2 separate regions of the Homo sapiens genome follow, and region 1 is linked to region 2. Evidence: read pairs that join two places in POLR2A ChIA-PET (ENCODE). Cell type or tissue: PC-9. All regions are shown on one strand.

Region 1 (2,500 bases), 160 kb after region 2:
CTTTATAACTTTTTTTTTTTTTTTTTTTTGAGATGGAGTCCTGCTTTGGCGCCCAGGTTGGAGTGCAGTATTGTGATCTCGGCTCACGGCAACCTCTGCCTCCCGGGTTCAAGTGATTCTTCTGCCTCAGCCTCCTGAGTAGCTGGGATTACAGGCGCATGCCACCAGGCCTGGCTAATTTTTGTATTTTTAGTAGAGACGGGGTTTCACCATATTGGTCGGGCTGGTCTCAAACTCCTGACCTCAGGTGATCCACCCGCCTTGGCCTCCCAAAGTGCTGAAATTACATGCATGAGCCACCTCACCCAGCCAAACTTTTAAATTTTTTAAACTTACTCTTTTGTCAATAAGCTCATTAATAAATGTTATTACACTTAGCTTAAAGTACACATTGTACAGCTGTACAAAAATATTTCCTTTCTTTATATCCTTATTCCAGAAGCTTTTTCTATTTTATTTTATTTATTTTTTGATACGGAGTTTTGCTCTTGTTGCCCAGGCTGGAGTGCAAATGGCATGATCACGGCTCACCGCACCCTCCGCCTCCTGTGTTCAAGCGATTCTCCTGTCTCTGCCTCCCGAGTAGCTGGGATTACAGACATGCGCCACCACGCCCAGCTAATTTTGTATTTTTTTCAGTAGAGACGGGGTTTCTCCATGTTGGTCAGGCTGGTCTCGAACTCCTGACCTCAAGTGATCCACCCACCTCAGCCTCCCAAAGTGCTGGGATTACAGGCATGAGCCACTGCACCCGGCCAACTTTTTCTATTTTAAAAAGTATATTTTTCAATATTTTAAACTTTTTTGTTAAAAACTAAGACACACATACACACACACACACCAGCCTAGGCCTACACTAGTCAAGATCATCGAGATCACTGTCTTCCACTTCCACATCGTGCCCCACTGGAAGGTCTTCAGAGGCAATAACACGCATGGAGCTGTCATCTCCTATGATAACACATTCTTCTGGAATCCCTCCTGTAGGACCTGCCTGAGGCTCTTCTTGAGGCACTATCACTCTTTCAAAAAATGTCCATGGAGGTTTGCTTGGCTTCTTTCTTTCTTTTATTTTAATCATACATTTGCTTGTAAACAGATAATGCACCATGAACATATCTCTATTAATGAAAACCGTTCAGTATGGGGGTCCGTGTTTTCAACGTTTTAAGGAGTTTGTTGAGGTCTGCAGCAGCTTCTGCTAAACCCTTCACTGTGAATTTTCTTCTGGGTTTTTCTTCTCCTGCAGTTTCTTTTTTCTCTTGCCTCTTCTTCAGCTATGTATTCCTGTTCCAGTTCCAACAGCTCCTTATTAGTCAATTCCTCAAGAATTACCTCTAGGCGCTCTACCATGTCATCCTCATCCACACCCAGGTTAAAATTATTTGCCACCTCAACCACAGCTTTATTGATTTTTGAAACCTCCTCATCCTTGACAAATACTTTTAAGTCATGGACCAACCTTTTGAGTGTCTTCCTCCAGATGGCATTCATACCGCATGGTGACATCACCCCAAGTCTAAGCAGGGTTCTTGATGAAGTCACAGATGTGTTGCAATCCTTCCAGAATTGTCTCAGTGGCTTCTCAGTGTCTTCCTCAGCTGCAGCAATCACCTGGGCAAAGGTCTCCTCAGGTAATAGGCCTTAAAAGCTGCTATACCTCCATGATCCATTGGTTGAAACAAAGAGGTGGTGTTTGGAGGGGAAAACACCACTTAGATATTGGGATGAATATCACCAGTAAAAGGAGGATGTATGGGAGCCTTATCAACAATAAGCAAAATCTTGAAAAATATATTATTCTCCAAACAGTATTTCTGCATTTCTCTGGCAAAACAATTCAGGATTGCATCTTGGAAGAGGAGCTAGGTCATCCATGACTTCTTATTGCTCCTGTAGTACACTGGCCATGTGTGCTTACTGATGTGCTTCAAGGCCCTGTGGTTCTCACTGTGCCAGATCACAGAGGGTTTCAATTTGTAGCCTACAACATTGTCCCCCAAGGAAGACTGTTATCCTGTTCTTCAAAGCGTTGAAACCTGGCATTGACTTGGCCTCCTTATGGATGAAAGTTCTCTTAGGCATCCATTTTCAGAATAGGGAAGTTTCATCCATATTGAAGATTTTCTCTGGCAAATAATTTTCCTGCACAATCAGCTTATCTACAGTTTCCAAAAATTCTTCAGCTGCCTTCACATCAGCACTCACAGACTCACCACTCACTTTCTTTTTTTTTTTTTTTCTGAGAAACAGTCTCGCTCTGTCACCCAGGCTGGAGTGCAGTGGCATGATCTCAGCTTACTGCAACCTCCGTCTCCCAGAGCGATTCTCCTGCCTCAACCTCCTGAGTGCCTGGGATTACAGGCACGTGCCAACATGCCTGGCTAATGTATTTTTAGTAGAGACAGGGTTTCGCCACGTTGGTTAGGCTGGTCATGAATTCCTGACCTCAAGTGATCCGCCTGCCTTGGCCTTCCAAAGTGCTGGGATTACAGGCGTG
Region 2 (2,500 bases):
CTCTCCAGGAATTAACAAACACATTCTGCTATTTTTTTGTTTTGTTTCCTTTTTTTTTTCTAACAAGACCACAAAACAGAAGGTACTTATTCTACACACCTTTTTTTTTTTTTTTTTTTTTTAGAATGCAGTACTTAATGGTCACTCTTTTGTGAGTCACTTAATGGATCAAGGCTTTTCTTATTTATTGTATGTCATGTGACCTCAGCCAATATTCTCCTTTTGTTGTTGTTGTTTTGTGTTTGTTTGTTTTGAGGTGGAGTCTCACTGTTGCCCAAGGATGGAGTGTAGTGGCGTAATCTCGGCTCACTGAAAACTCAGCTTCCTGGGTTCAAGAATTTTTTTTAATTTTTTTTGAGATGGACTCTCGCTCTGTTGCCCAGACTGGAGTGCAGTGACGTGATCTCGGCTCACTGCAACCTCTGCCTCCCGGGTTCAAGCAATTCTCTGCCTCAGCCTCCCAAGTACCTGGGATTACAGGCGCCTGCCAAGATTACCCACTAATTTTTTTGTGTTTTTAATAGAGACGGGGTTTCGCTATCTTGGCCAGGCTGGTCTTGAACTCCTGACCTCATGATCCACCCGCCTCGGCCTCCCAAAGTGCTGGGATTAGGCATGAGCCACCGTGCCCGGCCGAATAATTTTTTAATTCAAATAAAAAAGTTTGGGCATGCTTACAGTCCCTCCGACAGCAGTGTGTGCACCTAGCTGCCCATACCCTTCCTAGAACTGGGTGTCATAATTACAGTTTCCTTCTCATAAGGTTGGGATGTTTTGGATTCGTGTGTTTGCTTAAGATGTGCTGGGTTCAACCCACGAAGGCTCTGTGCTTGGCTGTGTTCTGAGAAGTTTTCAGTCCTTGTGGAGAGGAGAGGTATTCTAGCACCCTCTCCTAGCCTCCTGGGACCTCAGCCACCCACAACTGCCTTCCAGAGTTTCCTCGCAGAGGTTCCCCAGAAGAGTTATTTGCTAAATCTGTCAACCTTACCACCACATTCCCTTTCTGCTTAAAGATTTCAATCTCCATCACCTTTTACCTAGACTACAGCAGTCACTTAGACTCTTATCCCAACAGTCCGTTGTCAGCACGTTGTATCTGGCCTCTGCTCAAAGCCCTCCTGCTACACTTCACATTCCATCTAAGCTCCTTAGCTTGGTCTTCAAAGCCCTGCCAGATGCAGGCCTGATCCTCTTCTAAGACCGCATCTCCCACTGTTCCCCTTCCCCTGCAGTCTCCTGGTGGGTTCCTGGCAGGATAAGCTGGGTCTAGCCTCAGGGACTTTGTACTTATTATTATTATTATTTTATGAGACAGAGTTTTGCTCTTGTCACCCAGGCTGGAGTACAATGGAATGATCTTGGCTCACTGCAACCTCCACTTCCTGGGTTCAAGCGATTCTCCTACCTCAGCCTCCCAAGTAGCTGGGAGTACAGGTGCTCGCCACCAGGCCCAGCAAATTTTTGTAGTAGAGATGGGTTTTCACCATGTTGGCCAGGCTGGTCTCGAACTCCTGATCTCAGGTGATACACCTGCTTCAGCCTTCCAAAGTGCTGAGATTATAGGCGTGAGCCACCGCGCCCGGCCCCTTTGTACTTATTTACCTCTGCTTAGGATGCTCTTCCCCCAGAGCGTCTCTGTTCAAATGTCACCACACTAGAGAGGCCCTCCCAGACAATCTTGTCTAAAATAATGCCTCTTCTGCCCCTCACCCGAGCTCATCCACCCCACTTCATTTTTTCATAACACGTATCAGCCATTATTATATTTTATTTTATTCATTTATTGAGATAGAGTCTCGCTGTGTCGCCCAGGCTGGAGTGCAGTGGCACAGTCTGGGCTCACTGCAACCTCTACCCCCCAGGTTCAAGTAATTCTCCTGCCTCAGCCTCCCCAGTAGCTGGGACTACAGGCAGGGGCCACCACGCCTGGCTAATTTTTTTTTTTTTTTTTTTTTGAGACAGAGTCTCGCTCTGTCGCCCAGGCTATAGTGCAGTGACGGTGGCACGATCTTGGCTCACTGCAACCTCCGCCTCCCGGGTTCAAGTGATTCTTCTGCCTCAGCCTCCCGAGTAGCTGGGAGTACAAGTGCCTGCCACCACGCCTGGCTAATTTTTGTATTTTTAGTAGAGACGGGATTTCATCATATTGGCCAGGCTGATCTCGAACTCCTGACCTTGTGATCTGCCTGCCTCAGCCTCCCCAAGTACTGGGATTACAGGCGTAAGCCACCATGCCCAGCCAACCATCATTATTTTATATTCACACTTATTTATATGTTTGTTATTTGTCTTCTCCCACCAGGAATGTAAGCTTGATAAAAACTGAAACCTTGAGTGTTTTACTTGTTTGTGTTTCCAACATTATCTCCCCAGTGCCTAGAATAATGCCTGGCACATGGTAGATGGACTCAGATGCTAGACCTGGATTTGACAAGGTGTACTGCACAGCAGTTAAGAGCACAAATGTAGCTGGGCACAGTGGCTCATGCCTGTAATCCCT

What was found. ChIA-PET counts read pairs that join two places held together with the same protein. Peaks named below come from ENCODE experiments on the same cell type or tissue, not always from the same donor. Only the 100,000 strongest peaks of a DNase experiment are listed, where the experiment ranks them.
Region 1: POLR2A ChIA-PET joins it to region 2 with 5 read pairs; 3 of 35 experiments call an interaction of 5 or more read pairs at or near these places.

The regions. Positions count from the first base shown.
Region 1 is chr16:30,852,481-30,854,980 of GRCh38, forward strand. It overlaps a transcript of BCL7C not described here. Among named protein-coding and RNA genes, the nearest start is that of MIR4519, 22 kb to the right of the region's middle. In PC-9, no CTCF peak of the experiment used is centred here; a DNase peak (open chromatin) is centred at 1,431.
Region 2 is chr16:30,687,769-30,690,268 of GRCh38, forward strand. No RefSeq gene overlaps it. Among named protein-coding and RNA genes, the nearest start is that of SRCAP, 10 kb to the right of the region's middle. In PC-9, no CTCF peak of the experiment used is centred here; no DNase peak of the experiment used is centred here.